Linked DNA regions of Homo sapiens: region 2 is linked to region 1. The links are chromatin loops, found by intact Hi-C in ENCODE. Cell type or tissue: ascending aorta. All regions are shown on one strand.

Region 1 (8,000 bases):
GAAAGTGAAAAATGAGGGGAAGGAAAACTCCAGTCCAGGCTGTAGCCACACCTGAGGCCACTCTGGCAGAGCACTGCAGGCTCAAGGTCCCTGCGTGGGGGTCTGTACACAGGGGAAAGAGCCCAACTCTAGGGACGGCCCTGGTCCCACACCAGGGCTTCCCTGCGGCATCCCGCCTGGCCTGCACACAGGCTGGTTCCAACACACAGCCAAGTGCCCCACACTGAACTCGTACAGGGCCCTGTGAGTCTGCCTTTCATCCATGGAGGTCTGAGCTGTGCACAGTCATAATTCACTAGCCCTGGGGGCGGTGGGCGGATGGGCTGCAGCTGTGGGCACTCGCACACCCGGGGCTGCGTTTTCCTAACAGCCCTGGTCTGTGTTTTATAACGTGGTTTTCTGAGTCCACAGCAGAAACTCCGTATTTACCAGCTCAGAGCCGTAACCAAGTTATGAATCATAATAAGATTCCAGAAACAGCCAGTCCAGCACATGGGAGTTTCCAGGGCGTTACATAAGCTCAGAATCTGGCCCGGCTAGCTTGATGCTGAGTTTAAGTTTCAACCAAACCTCAGAGCTGCAAGAGCACTTGATGGAGCAACATAAACCAGGCTTACTGCCTTTCTAAGGACCGTGGGAACATGCCCACATTAAGGCCCTTCTCCGTTCTAGCTTTGAGTGGTGAGGAGAACTCTGACATGGAGCCGCAGACTCACTGGGGACCAGAAGGCCCCCAGGCCCAGGAGGCTGCCTGGGCTCCACCCGGCTGCTTGCTCTTCTAGGATTTGCTCATCGGCCACCATCACGGTGGTCCCCCTGGGGTAGCTGAAGTGCTTTGTTGGATGCTGAAGTTAGAATGTGGCTGTGGGTGAGGGCTTGGTTTGCTGGTGATACCCAATCCCCTACACCCCTGGCCACATCCTCTGTAGCCACAGGCTGGCTCTGGGGAGGTGAGGCAGCACAGACTACAGCCTCCATGGGCACCCACCTCCCTCCTTCCCTTGTGGCACTCCTCCTGCAAAGCCTCATCTACGCAGGTGTCCTAGAACTGGGAGAAGGGTGTGTGTGCAAATGTGCAAGTGATGTGTGCGCATGTGCATATAGTGTGTGGACGTGTGTTTGTGCATGCACGTGGCTTGTGTGGTGTGTGCATGCAGTGTGTGTGTATGTGCATATAATGTGTGCATGTGGGTATGGTGTGTGTACATGTGGTGTGTGTACATGTGGTGTGTGTACATGTGGAGTGTCTATATGTGCACGTGTGTGATGTGTGTGGTGTGCATATAGTGTGTATGCATGTGGAGTATGTGCATGCATGTGTACATGTGTGAAGTGTGTGCATACGGGAGGTGTGTGCATGCATGTGTACATGTGTGAGGTGTGTGCATGTGGAGTATATGCATGCATGTGTACATGTGTGGGGTGTGTGCATGTGGGATGTGTGTGCATGCACATGAGGTGTGTGTGGTGTGTCAGGTGTGAATCCATGGGGCCTGGGTGCTGAGACAGGTCTACTGTGCAGGTGCTTTCTTTTGGGAAGAAATTCCAGGGCACGGGAGTGGAAGGTCGGGGCATTGTGCCAGGGAAGGAGCTGGGGTGGCATGGCATGGGGTGCCTCAGAACTGCCCCAGGAAGGGCAGCACATCCGTCCGCTGGCTCCTTCGGGCCTTGCACCTTCAGCTCTGTGCAGGGGAAAGTATTGTGTGGGCTCTTGCAGGTTTCCCTCCCTTAGGTGACTGAGAAGCCACCCAGGACAGAAAGAGGCTGCCAGGCCACCCACGTGCAAGATGGTTGCCATGGCAATGGCCAAAGTCATGGTGGACCTGAAGAACTGGAGGTGAATAGCAGGCGGCTGCTCCCTTGCTGGCCCAGGAGGGGGTGAGGAGGGGTCAGGGTCAGAGTCATGTGAGGGGTCTTAGGTCTTGGGGCACCCAGGGTGGAGGCTCTGGGAGAGACAGGAGCACCTGGGAGGGGGAAAGTCAAAGATGCTACCTGAGGGCTCTCCAGGGTGCCCAGCCTGCCCGGCTTCTCTTTCTTGCTCAGCCTCTGTGGCTGACTTGCCTCCCACGAGGCCCAGCAAGCCGGGTCTAGTCAAGAATGTCCCAGAAAAACCTGGAGTGTAGATAGAGAGACACACAGTGAAGACCAGGAGACCAGGAGGCAGATGCAGTAGACCAGGGAGGGTAGCGAGGGGACTTGTGATGTTAAAATCCCTGGGTGCCCAGCGCGGTACAGAGTGGACCCCCAGGCAGCCTGGGACCATCCCTGGGCATACCTGGAGCTTGACTCAGGAGGGGGCAGGAGGGTGGCGGAGGCCACAGTGAGAGGTGAAATCAGCTGCAGCACATCAGGTGGTTTGCTGGGCATCAGAAGAAGGAGGAAGGACACACTGAGGGCACCCTGGGAGCAGCAGGGATGCAGGGCAGGGAGGGCCGGGACACATGGGGCCCACACGTCAGTCACCAAGGCATGCATGCAGCAAAGGACAGTGGGGCCAGGGCCCAGCAGGAGGAGGGCCAGGGTCCCAGGCCAGAGCCAGGAAGAGAGTTTCCAGCAGGCCGAGGAGGGCGGACAAGCCCCCTAAAAGTGTTTGGATGTTGAGACAGATATCACAGCCCCCACTAGAGTTGTAGAGAAAGCTTATTATCACACATGATGGGACTCCTGTGTGCCCTGGAGATGGGTCTGGCACTCAGCTCAACTCCCACTTGGGAGTCCCAGAGTCCTCTGGGCAGCAACACCATCTAGGGCAATTCTGCAGTACGTGTGCATCGGCACCTGCTGTGGGCAGCACCACACTGGGTGCCAGGAGGCACACATGGGCCACCCCCACCTCGGCCTCCTGGGTGTGCTCTCCCAGGATGCAGGACCTCACCTCTCTCTCTGTCCACCCCCCATTCCTTATTTGGGGGCATGGGGCAGCAGCCATGAAAATGCAGGGAGGGTGTGGACAAGGACTTGTGGAGCAATTCCATAGAAAAGACTTACAGTAGATGGCCAGCCCTGGCCCTGGTCTCACGTTGGGTCACAAAGCCAGCTGGAGGCAGAAGCAGGGCTAGAACCTGCCCCTGACCCCAGGGCTTGTGCCCCTCCCTATTCCTCCCTGCAGGCTCCCACCTTCTGCAGGTGATCTGAGCCTTGCCACAACAGTGGTTGGCCTTAGCTGATTGCCATGTGGTCCAGGCACCTTCAGGTGGGCAGGTTCTCCCAGCCTGACTGCAAGGACACCACCCCTAAGGCCACCAATTGCCAGCCTGTAGGCCTGACCAGAGGCACACTGGATTGCGGGAGAACTTTTTGTTCTTTTTGATCAAAGAGTATGTTGTCACCAGATGGGGGCATGTGGTATACTGGGCCACCTGGTGCTGTCATCAGAGGCCACAGAGGACAGCTGAGAACTTGTTGTGGCTGTGGGACCTCATTCTCCAGTCCCGAGTCAGGCTTCAGGGAGCACTGTCACAGCAAGTCAGACAGGGACAAGTGTCAATGGCCCTGACATCAGCCAGGCCTCCCGAGGCCAAGAACAGGCTGAGGAGTTAGGAGTGCGGCCTTTGGAGCCAGACTGCCAGTGCTTGAATCCTAGGTGCCGCACCTCTTTGCCCCTTCCTGAGGCGAGTTGGTTAACTGCTCTCTGCCTCAGTTTCCCCATCTGTGAAATTGCATGGTCATAATTCCTACTTCATAAGCCTGATGTGAGGACAAAAACGAGGCAATGGATGTAGAGTGCTAAGCATGGGGCGGGCGCAGAGGGTGGGCTTAGTACATGCTTAACACGCACTTGCCATCTTCAGCACCCACGAGGAGGCCAGGGGCTCCTGGAAGGGCCCACTCCCCATAGCTCCGGCCACCCGTCCCACCTTTGCTCTCTGCCGCTTCCCCTGCAGGAAAGCCTCTCTTGCTTTTGTTGCAGTCACCCAGCATGGGCCCCACTCTGCTCACCCTGGCTTTAGCTGGAGGAGGCCAGCTCCTGGTCAGACGGGGCCCTTCCCCAGCCCAGGCTGGGCAGGGAGGAGGGGTCACCCCATGGCACACACAAGTGGCTGTTTTGTTGGGAAGGGGCTGTGGGTGCTCAGAGCCCCTGGTCCCGGCTAGGAACAGAAATGAAGCCCTGGACCCCATCAGCCCTCTGGGCTGCAGAGGGTGAGGATGGAACCGGGGTTCCTTCAGTCTGGTAGTCACTGCACAAATGTGAGAAGAGCTACCTCGGGGTTTCCCTCTAGGACATGTGGAAGGCTTCCCCTCGGCCTCCACATCGGACTGACTTGTCAAAGGACCCTCGGGGCTGTCTGCTCCCCCACATGCCCTCACCGCCCCCTTGGCAGAGACGCCTTGCCCTTTGCCCAGCATCTGCTGTGCCAGCTTCCCACATTCATACGAGCCATTCCCTGTGCCACCAACAGAGGGAGCTCCCGACACAGTTTGCATCTAAACACCCCTTGAGAGCCCAGGAAACACTGCCTCCTGCTTCTGGCCTGGAAGGCTCAGAGACCTACCCCTGGCCATTCTCACCTCAGCCCTCTCCTCCACACCTGCTCTGGGCTCCCTCAGTTTCTTGATCCTGCCAAGCTCTCCCCAGCCTCGGGTTGGGGTGTGCACACACACCGTTCCCGCCAACCGAACATTCTTTCCCCTCTTCCTGCCTTGTGAATTTCTAAACAAGACTACAGTGTGGAGGTCCAGATAAGACCCGGACACCCTCTAAGTGGCCCTCCATGCCCCTCACCTCTCCAACTAGATAAGAGTTTCCTGCGATCCCTTAGTACTTTGCCCTATAGTATTTGCCCGGTAGCTATCGCCTAGTTATTTTGATTAATTTAACTTTTGACTTCATTATGACCTGGTCTCCATGAGCACAGGCACATGGGCTGAATTATGTTCCCCGAAAATTCATATGTTGAAGTCCTAGCCCCCAGTGCCTCAGCGTGTGTCTCTGCTTGGAGATTAAATTAAAATGAGTCCATTGGTGGGCCTAATCTGGCCTGACTGGTGTCCTTGTGAGAAGGGTGAGGGTGCAGGGGGTGGAGGATGAGAAATTGCTTAAAGGGGACATGTCATGTATGTTATTCGGGTGATGGATACACTAAAACTCCTGACTTGACCACTATGGCATGTAACAAAATTGCACCCCATAAATTTACACAAATTCATTTTAAAAAGAAGAGGAACACTGGATACAGACGCACAGAGATGAATCCGGGCAAGACGACCCGCCACAGCTGCTTGACAGAGTGAGGAGACGGCGGTGTGCAAGCCGAGGAGAGAGGTCTCAGAGGAAACCAACCCTGCTGCAACTTCAACCTTGGACTTCCAGCCTCCAGCACTTTGAGAGAATATATTTCTGTTGTTTCAGCCACGCAGTGCATGGTATTTTGATATGGCAGCCTAAGTGACTGATACAGGCACGTGGGTTTGCACACTTCTTTCCATAGCACCAAACACCGCATAATCTGACAGGCGGCTGGGCCCCACCAGGCAGACCTCCAGGAAGGCCTGAATACATGAGGTGGGTCCTCTTGCCTGGATTCATCTCCGTGACCCTGGTGCTGGGCCCAGAGCAGAAGTAGCTGTTGAATGAATGAGTAGAGTGGGAAGGGGTGGAGAGAAGATGCCCAGACCCAGGCAAGTCCTGTGTGACCCTGACGGATGGGCACTTCCTTCCATTTCTCCCGGCAGGAATGGGTAAGCTGGTTGTGAGCTCCTTGACTCATGTGCTGGTGTTGTGTATTCTTGCCAAGAACGTCCAGAGGAAGCGCTCTGGGACCCATCATGGAGTGGACTGCATCCCCCCGTCCCGGGCTTGTAGCGCCTTTGCTCCTCAGGCACAGACTGCCGAGTCCATGACTACCCACACGGCTTGCCTTCCTCTCCAGATGTGAACTCTGGCTGGGGTGGGCAGCTGTGTCTCTCCTTTCATGCCTTATCTGGGGTGCCCTGTCTGAGCACTTACATTCATCTGTGACTGCTCACTGATCTGATAAGTGAGTGGGTGAAGCCAGGCCATCGAGGGGTGTGGTGAGTGGGTGTCCCATGTGACACTTCCTGGCTGTCTCCAGGCTTTCATCTGCTTCCATTTTTTTTTTTTGGAACATTACAGAACGTTACTTTTTCCAAATAAAGAGTTCTTTCTTCACATTTGTAATGATGTCCACGTCTGTTGACGTTTCCTCTGGGACTTCTTTTAGATCCAGTTTTTATATCTCATTTTCCTAAATATGGTATGGTGGCCCTCGGAAGACGCGTGCTTTTGCACAGTGCCATGGGGTTCCAGGGCAATGTCCTGGAGGAGCGGCCCTGGGGAGTGTGCGTCTGCAGTTTTTGTCTGCCCGGTCATGAGCTCCTTTTGTTTTTGCCAATAGCTCTACGTGTATCTTCTCACCCCCACTCTCAATCCATGAAGTCTGGGCAGGGCTGACACCTCAGGCGCTATCAATCAGTATATACATGTCCCCTGTCCAAAATGGCTGAGTCAGGGAGGGCAGCACGGGCCCAAACGGAGCCAGTGAGAGTCAATGCCAGGGTTTTGGCTGGGCCCATGGAGAAGGAGCAGGCCTATTTTTGCAGGGATGGGGAAGGTGTCAGATGGCACCCTGAACCTGCTGGTCCTCATTGTGCTGTAAGATGGGGAAATCTGCTGAGGAAGGAGCCACGTGGAGGGCAGCAGAGCCCAGCAATACCCACAAACGTCATGTGAGCACCTGGACCCAGCTATGCCTGAAGCAAACTCATCTACACCAGCGTTTCTTAGTGAACCCACCACTCTTGGCATTTGGGACAGGACAGGCTTTGCCCACGTGGGACGATTGTACACATTGCAAGATATCCCACATCCCTAGGTCCAGCAGAATGCCAAGTGTCCTCATGGAACACCAGCCCCATCATTTGCACACGTCTGATTGTCTGCCCTCAGCTTTTCAGTTGAGTCAAGAAGTCCTCTTTTGACTTATTCCAGTTGGTTTTTGGGGCAGGTTCAAATGATGGGCCCTGGACAAACAGCTGCTGCCATTTTCTTGGGTGTCTGGGATTTAACCCTTACCATGTTAAACACCAGCTGACCCTGGTGTGGCTTTAGGGCCGAGCCCAGGATTTTCACTGAGGGAGGGGTCAAGTTCTGGAGCCACAGGCTGGGTAGCACAGGCTCCTATCACTGTGGGAAGATGGAGACCACTGCTTCTGGTGCTGGAGGAGAGCACAGAGAGGACAGTCAGCAGAACTCAGCCAGCCTCAGATGCTGGGACCACAGGCGGAACAGAAGCAGGGCTCCAACAGCTCACAGGCCCCAGATGTTTCCCTTGTGGTCAGCTGAATGTGATCTTCTTTGAGAAGTGAAGGGAACCCCCTGGAAGGGTGACATGAAACAGAAGGGAGAAGAGAACTCCGACAGACTGCTCAGCCCTAGAAGGTCCTGACCGATTCCAAGACGGTCCCTGGTCTGTGAGGCCCGGCCAGGGGTGGGGCCGGCTCGGGAAGGGGGGTGCATCTCAAGCCTCAGCTGGCATCTCAGGGCAGCACAGACGTCGTGGCAGTGGGCAGGGGCTGTGCTCTGTCTTGGCATTTAGGGTCTCAGCACTGGCAGAGGCATTTAGACCCTCCTCCCTGCTAGCGTTTTGCCCAGGCCATTCTCCCCTAGGTAGAGCTCAGAGCCGACCACTCCTGGACAGTCTCCACTTGTAGCCTCCAGCCCCCAAGACTGCGGGACTGGCATGGACCCTGCCCAGCCGTCAAGGCCTCCCTGGGCCCTTTCCTCTTCTCCCACTGCTCTGTGTGGGGTGGCTGAGCACGGGGCTGAACCACAGCTTGACCTAGCATGTGGCCTCACACCAAGCATTGGATGGTGGTGCCTCGGTTTCCCCATCTTTGAAACAATATGATAGCAGTCCCACCTCATTAGGTGGTAAGTGCTACCAGCAGAGCCCCCTGTCAGAACCATCATTTTAGTATTTCTGCTACATTCAAGAAAAGCCAGAGATTGGAAGTCAGAAGTCCTGGCTCTGCCTCTGATT
Region 2 (8,000 bases), 270 kb after region 1:
TGTTAAATCCTAACCTCCAAGGTAATGCTATTAGGAGCTGAGGCCTTTGGGGAGGTGACCGGATCGTGAGGGTGGAGCCCTCATGAATGGGATTAGTGTCTTACTAAAGAGGCCTCGGAGAGTTGCCTTGCCCCCTCTACCATGGGAGGACACAGTGAGAAGGCACCGTCTGTGAACCTGGAGGCCAGTCTTTACCAGACATCGAATCTGCCAGTGCCTTGATCTTGGACGACCAGCGTCTAGAACTGTGGGAAATAAATTGCTGCCGCTTTTAAACCACTGCGTTTACGGTATTTTGTTACAGCAGCTTGAAAAGCCTAAGGCAGCCTCTGTCAACCTCACAACCACCCTGCAAAGCAGGTATCCTCCCACTTCACAAATGAAGAAACAGAAGCTAAGTAACTTGCCCAATGTTATCACAGTCCTAGGTGTAAAATTGAAGTATGAATCCAGGTGTCTTGATTTCAAAAATCCATGCTCTTTTTTTGTTTCACCACACTGGTTTTTTGTGAATAAGCCAGCTTAGAGACTTTCATTATAGCAGTAATTTTTTTTTGTTCCCTCAAAGGATTTCCTGAGACCAGTAAATGATGCCCGGGATTGTGTTAAGTACTCTAGATTTCAAGTGTTAAGTACTCTAGATTCAATCTCTCATGATGGATTTACAAACTCCATAAAGATCTGAGGGTCCCCCTGAGGCAACTTTAACCAGAAAATCTGAAGGTCCAGGAATTATAGCAAAAATGATGACTTAGAATGAATTTCCTGAATTTGTTAAGATATTTATTGTGGCCAATTTCAGAGAGAAATCTTAACAAATATGGTCTCAGTTCAAGGGATAAGAAGCAAATATGAAAACTCGTAAAGTTATTTTATATATAGACTTAAATTTGTCTCCTCAAAGCCCAAGTTCCTATAATAACATGTCAGGCTAGAGGTGCAGTTTGTCCAATAAAAATAAAAACTTAATTTACTTTTTATTTCTAGTTGACTCTTAGAAAGGAAAATAATCAACTCACATAGGAAGCACTAATGTGCAAATTATTTTGCCAGACTCTGAGGGTCTGAATATCCAGACAAAAACCACAAAGAAACAAAAATTACATGAAAGCACCAAGAGGGAATTCCAGTTACAGCAGAGGTTGACACTGTCCCCAAGTTGGGGACAGAGGGAATGACCACAGGCATGGGCCTCACCTTGACCATGGCAGCAGACAGCTCTACTCCTGTCTCTGTGGTCTGAAAACCTCAGAGCAGCCAGTAAGATGACCCTAGAGAGACAGGAGCTATACATTCACCAGGAGCACAGAAGCCACATGGCAAGAACCCAAGTGGGCTCCAGCAGGGGAGCTTCCCGTGAGATGGTGGAGGGGCTCTCATTCTATCTGCTGAGAACTGGGCACACTCTGCTCAGCAATGGGTCCCTCAGCACAAGGCTGCCCAGACAACAGGACTAAACACTTAAAGGGGACGCCATCCAACAACAAAGACAGCAAGAACTGTACTCACAGTTCTCCATAGAGATACTGGCACCTGATCAAGTCTCAAACCCAAGGGCAAGCTCAGGGCCAGCCAACTTTGTCTTGCTTCTAACTTGTGTCCACACCCTGCAGAATATGACGATGGCACAGGCTGCAGTGGGAAAGGTGTGTAAAACCTCCCCTGTTCTCAGGCCACCCCTCCAAGGCCAGCAGCAGGAGGGGCACCTGCCCTGGGCCACAGGCTGCCTCAAGGGCCCGGGCATTGAGGTTCTGAGTGACTTTGACTCCTGTCTCTAGAGGCTGTGATTCTCAGTGCTGCAGATAATACCATCTCCATATTTCCTCCCTGTGTTTGCCTAACAGAAACTCCGATATCTTCTCCTGCTAACTGGCATTCTTGGGTTTTCCTCATCCTGCCAGCTTATTCCTATAGCAACTATTAGGTGGAACAGCTCTCATCTTAAAAACAGTTCCAAACAGCTTAGGGCCCTATAAATTTAATTTTCAATCTCACATTTGGCATTTGTTTGGGGGTAGTTCCAACACATCAGGAAGACAGAATTGCATTCATGGGCAAAAATCAGTACTGATGGTTTTGCCTAAAGACTGAATATAGTATTTACTTTCATAATACCACCTGAGGTTTATATATTAGGACAATTCTGCTCTGTGTCACTTTTCTCACCTGCTCCTAGATGCAAAATGTGCACATTTGCCTGAAGAAGCTGTTGCATAATGCTTTGTTGTACCTCCTGTGTGCTTCTTAAATGTTTTATGCCCCCGTCATGTTTTATCTCCAGCTCGGATTAGAATCCATTGTTTTGCAGTCCATAAATAGTACATCCTTCAAACAGTACAAAAAAAATAGCTACAGAGGATTTGCTGAATTGTAAGTTCAAGGAAAACTATTCTTTCTATCAGGATTCTAGGCAATCTAGGACCAACAGAGAAAATACCCTCGCTACAATTACCCATCTCACTGTTTAATGATCACTGCTGATGGCAAAAACTTCACCTATGAGCACATGAGCTGGGCAGGGCAAACAGAACCACCAAGTGCCCATGGCTGCATGTCGGTGGCATGAGCTCTTCTGGTGTCTAAGCCTCTCTCACTCACTACTCACTCATCTATTTACTCACTCAAGATCTTTCTAAAGCAAACCAGATCACGTATTGTCCTGATTACAGCCTTTCAATGGCTTCCCAACGCACAGAGAACATGTCCCAAACTCCTTTCCTGGATTGCAAAACCACTCGGGCCACCCCGAGGTTCTCTGAAAACACCATGCTCAATCTCTCCTTAGTCTCCCTGTACCAGGCGATTGTCCCCGACCTTTGCCTCCCTGGCCCCTTCTCACCACTCATATCTTCAGCTCTCAGTTTAGACACCATCTCTTTAAAAATGTTCCCCAGCCACCAAATATAAAAGTCATTCTCTGTCATTCTCCATTATAGGTTCCCATGGTGTTAATTACCTGTATGTCACCTGCCCCATCTGACTTTTTTCATGAGCATTTCCTGTTCATTGGCCTCCCTGGCTGGAATGCACACGAGGAGAATACGAAAATCCCTTCCTCATTTGCCACCACACACTTGATGCAAGAAGAAAGGACAGGCACTCCAGCATGTGCCCCGGGAATATCTGGTAAGGGGTGAACAGAAGGAGACTAAGCACATGGAATCTCAGGGCTGCAAAAGCACACGGGAGTCTCAGGATCCATGCGGTGTACGGCTGACGCCGGCTCTGGCCCAGGACTGGCAGTTGCTGATGGGTCCCTCTACTGAGGCAGGGGATCTGCAGACCTCTCAGCTACTGCTCAGACCTCAAGAAGCTTTCCTCAGCCCTTACAAGACACCTGCACAAGGCAATAGCCTGCTCCCAATTGTCTGCCTGAAAGACAACACCTCCCATCTCATCTGCTGCTGACGCTACAGGAATATGAACAGCCGATTTCATTGTTCTCACAAATCACGACACTCTAAATTCAATTTCCTTAATAGTCTCAAACACTCAGAATAACAGAACCATGAGTCACGGAAGTCCGACTCAGCCTCACACAGAGGACAAGAGTCCTTTGGCTGCAATTCCTGATTTCCTAATGCTGTTCTGTGAGGTTTTTGGATGCCTGTTCCCTTTGTGAGAATAGATAATCTGAAGCAGAAGAAAAAGGCCCTATTGCTCTATTTGGGCCACAGAGTGAGGGTCCCCATCCTCTCCAAACTTGCCACACCCCAGCCTGAGGACGTCACTGGGGAAAGAAGATCAAGGCCCAGCTGTGGACTCCAAACCTCTGAGCCCAGACCAGGGCTCACGAAATGTGTCCTGACTGTCTGGCCAAGCAGCCATTGGATTAATTTTACTGGAGTTTTCACAAGGTAGGCACAGCCCAGTAAGGAAAAGTCAAAGCAGGAGGTCTCTTTGGGCTAGGCCGGCCTGGGGCACGGTGGTCAGTGCAGACACAGGCTTCCCACTTGGCCTTGTTGCCATTCACTCCCGCTTCTCCAGTGGCCAATCAGTGCCTGTGTCACTGGGGCGGCTCAGCAGGAAGGCCTGGCCCCATTCTGAGCCCCAAGGCCCAGGACTCTAGGCACGGGCTGCTCTATGGGTGTGACCATCTGCAACGAGGCACGACACAGACAGGAGACAAGGTCCTCAGTGTAGCAGCCAGCAGACTCAGCTGGGAGCTTCTAGACTCCCAGGCCTGGCTTCCACCCAATTGGTGACATTAAAACTGCTAGGGGGAACCCATGCCTCAGGACTACAAAGCTCCCCAGATGGTGCCAAGGTGCTACCAAAGTTGAGAACAGCAGGAAAAGGGGCCACCTAAGCTAGGACACCAACACAGACAAGAGGGGAAGTGATTCCTCAGGGAGCCCACCATGACCAGGGAAAACAGGAGGCGAACAGAGGAGCCACCCTGTGTGGCAGGCTACCTATGACACCCCCGTCTACACCAGAGCCAGCCACTTGCAGGACGAAGGACTGGGAAAGGGAATCCTCTTTCCCAGTCTGATCACTCACAGGTGTCAGGCCAAGAAAACCACCATGAAAGCAGCACTCTGGGGAACATCGTGTCTCAGGTCCAAGCAGAGGTGGTGGGCCCCTGTAGTCCCAGCTACTCGGGAGGCTGAGGCAGGAGAATGGCGTGAACCCGGGAGGCGGAGCTTGCAGTGAGCCGAGATCGCACCACTGCACTCTAGCCTGGGGGACAGAGCAAGACTCCATCTCAAAAAAAAAAAAAAATTATTCAAGACACTAGGGAAACACGCAGGGTGGGAACAGAAAACTGGCAGATACAGAAGCCAGAGAAGAGGGACTGCAGGGACTGGGGGAGAGAACTGCCGAACCCTCACCATGGCGAGGCGGGGAGACAGAGAGTCCCAGGGGCCCTCCCAGCAGAGCTGACCGAACCAAGCCAAACCTCAATGCCTGAGGCCAAGTGGGAGGGAAGAAGGTTGTGTGGGAGGGAGGACGGATGGTTATAAATCTGATTTTCTGCCAACAAAATGTAATACGAGCTTATGTAGGAAATTTCAAAAGATATAAAGAAAAAAAAAGGACATTCCTAAAGTATTTCTTCCAGCCATTTTTTCCCCCAATGCATCTATACCCATATGGCCCTAGAAAAGGGGAGAGGGTCCCACAGCAAGATGAATTTTGTATACTTTTTTTCCACTTCAAATGCTCCAATATCCGTCCATCTTTTATAATGGCCATTACTACAAATGAATTTGTCTTTTCTGTTGTTGTTGTTATATTCTTAGGCTGGAATTGTTAGGTCAAGAGACAAACAAACTGCTTTTTCAGAGAGTTTTTGTTTTGAGGTATGTAAGTACAAACTTATTTCGCTCTCTTCTTGTCATCATTGACTGTCGACTAATTTGTATTAACTTACTAGACAATGAAGCTTCTCATTCTCAGAGCTTACTACTAAGGCCACTTATTTTAAACATATATTTTTAGTAATTATTCTTCTGATGCTCTATAGAGTTCTTTTTGGCCAAAAGGGAGGCATGGAGTTTTTGGGGAGATGTGGACTTGTTTGGATGTGGATTATAAGGAGGTGAGGGAGAAAGAAGATGGAACATGAGAAAAGAAGCGGGGAGCAAGACAGAGAGACAGAGAGAGAGAGATGGAATCAAGTTCCCAAGGGCAGGGGTGGGGGTGGGGGTGTCAGGAGTCCAGTAGGAAGAAGTAACCTTAGAAGAGAAGAGAAACCCCTCAGGGTCTAGAGAGGAGAAGGACGACAGGAGGAAATAGGAAGAAGCTCAGAAGGAAACAGAAGGGTGCTCAGAGGTGGGAGGGAGGGAAGATGAAGGCATTCTCACCTAATGGCCTCTCTGGTTCGTGTGAAATAATCCGTCAGTGGCAGGGGATATTAGAGAAGCTGAAGGTTTGAAACTGCAGCAATGAAAAACCTATTTATCCACAAGTCAAAGTGCCACACCAGGGGACTCTGCTACTGATAGGGACCATCAAGCCCAACCCTGACTCTGGTTTTAGTTTTTGTTGTTTGTATTTTGTTTGTTTGTTTTTTTGTTTGTCGCCCAGGCTGGAGTGCAGAGGTGCGATCTTGGCTCACTGCAAGCTCCGCCTCCCAGGTTTAAGCAATTTTCCTGCCTCAGCCTCCCAAGTAGCTGGGATTACAGGCATGAGCCACCACACCTGACTAATTTTTTTGTATTTTTAGTAAAGATGAGGTTTCAACCATGTTGGACTCCCGACCTCAAGTGATCTGCCCTCCTGGGCCTCCCAAAGTGCTGAAATTATAGGCGTGAGCCACCATGCCTGGCTTCAACCCTGATTTTGCATGTGAGAAAACTGAGGCCCAGAGGTGATAAATGGGTGATCCATGGTTCCACAAGAAGAGAGGGCAGTGCCAAGTCTAGAATCCCCAGGTGTGGTTCACCCACTATGCAATACAACAGCCTTCACTCACATAAGAAAACAGAGAAGGGTCTGGGCCAGAGCCCCGGCCACCACTACAGACAAGTGACTCATCTATCATGAGCCAGCAAGCATTCCACAGAGGATACCCAGCTGCAAGCCCCACTACAACTAGAGCACATTTTGCTATCAGTCACCTCCGCCTGGCTGCCAGTGATTGAGTGACTCCTCACCTTCAGCACACATTTCTCTAAGTCTCCAAGGAGACGGTCGGAAATTCTGTAAGTTGCTGTGAGCTGTGGGGATGAAAGGCAGGTGGCCGTGAAACACCCCTCCCAAAGACAAGGGACTCCCACAGCAGTGCCGCCAGCTCCTTTCCACAGGTGGCTCCATTTAAGCTGGAGCACTTGGCAGAGCAACTCCCTCCCTAAAATCTATTACTCCACCAAGAAAGCTCTTAAAAATCAGTGGCTTCATCGGCCTCTCTTTCCTCCCTGTTATCCTGGATGATCACGCCTGGCTCTGTACCCAGTCTCGTGTGTGCAAACAATGGTGTCTGCCCACTAACCCCGTGTCCCTCATCGGACCGCAGAGTCAAATATGGGGCCAAATTCAAAATCACTTCAGAATATTGTAGTCCGTTTGTTCTAAAAAGCTTTTACTTGATTGGAGGCAAGGAGCAGGGAAGACCCCAATTTTCACTAGAAAACTGTATCCTTATTCTTATTCAGTTCATTTTTGTGTGAGGAGAAAGAAATGACTACTTTGGAAATGACCCATTGAATCTTAACAAAAATACTCCTATAGCCCCCTAGGAAGGGATAAAAGCTTCCATACAGAGACCCCCAAGAAAACAAATCCATGTGAGAAACCCAGGTGAGCTGTTTGCCATCCGTATTTACGGACCCCAGCTCTTTTCGGAGCACTGTGCAGGGCTCACACCCAGGGAAGAAAGAGGTCTGGGGAAGCTCAAAGTGCTCACAGAGTTCTGAGCTCTGGGACACTCGGAAAAGACGTGTCTTGGACGTCTTCTCCTGTATACAACCATCTTGACATTTGGCACTGCATAAACCCAGGGAACTTGCTTATTTTTATTACATTTAACATTGTTCTGTCTACCAGTAGCTTTTCCTCTCATGAACAGAAAGAACTGGAGGCAGAAAAGCCAACTGAAGGGCCCTCTCATCTGTTGTCTCTGATGCATGCACCCCCTCACATAGAGCCAGTGACCACAGTGGAGCTGTATCCTCCCTTGGGACAGAGAGAAGGGACTGCCCCCCACACTGGCTGCTGTCCTCCAGGGCAGACCACACCTCGCCGGGTTTCATCAGGGGCCTTGCCTCTGTATTGCAAGAGCCACAGAGGATGCAAGCATGTAGCAGCTGCCTGGGGGAAGGAAGTCTTGAGCAACAAGGGCATCCGGTCCTCTGTGGAGTGAGGCCATCCTGTGAGCACTCTCCTCCTCCATTCATCACACTCTGGGTTTAAGAAACTCTGAAACAGTGGCATCCATAATGCGAAAAAGAATTCCTGAAAAAATGTCCCCTCCAAAGTTTCCAGTTTCCAGCAGAGATCGCACCACTGCACTCCAGCCTGGGCAACAAGGTGAGGCTCTGTCTCACTCTCACACA

What was found. Hi-C counts contacts between places; a loop is a spot of excess contacts. Peaks named below come from ENCODE experiments on the same cell type or tissue, not always from the same donor. Only the 100,000 strongest peaks of a DNase experiment are listed, where the experiment ranks them.
Region 2: it touches region 1 in a loop (2.1-fold over the local background); 3 of 110 quality-filtered maps call a loop at or near these places.

The regions. Positions count from the first base shown.
Region 1 is chr2:109,506,711-109,514,710 of GRCh38, reverse strand. It overlaps a transcript of RANBP2 not described here. Among named protein-coding and RNA genes, the nearest start is that of SEPTIN10, 100 kb to the left of the region's middle. RefSeq lists enhancers at 612-861, 7,109-7,218. In ascending aorta, a CTCF peak has its summit at 4,401 (motif pointing right); DNase peaks (open chromatin) are centred at 430 and 4,400; H3K4me3 peaks cover 450 bases; H3K27ac peaks cover 1,690 bases.
Region 2 is chr2:109,238,494-109,246,493 of GRCh38, reverse strand. The region is part of intron 1 of SH3RF3 (SH3 domain containing ring finger 3); the gene reads right to left. It also overlaps a transcript of RANBP2 not described here. Among named protein-coding and RNA genes, the nearest start is that of MIR4266, 71 kb to the left of the region's middle. RefSeq lists enhancers at 7,374-7,463, 7,504-7,593, 7,744-7,933. In ascending aorta, no CTCF peak of the experiment used is centred here; DNase peaks (open chromatin) are centred at 3,583, 3,983, 4,883, 7,723 and 3 weaker places; H3K4me3 peaks cover 514 bases; H3K27ac peaks cover 8,000 bases.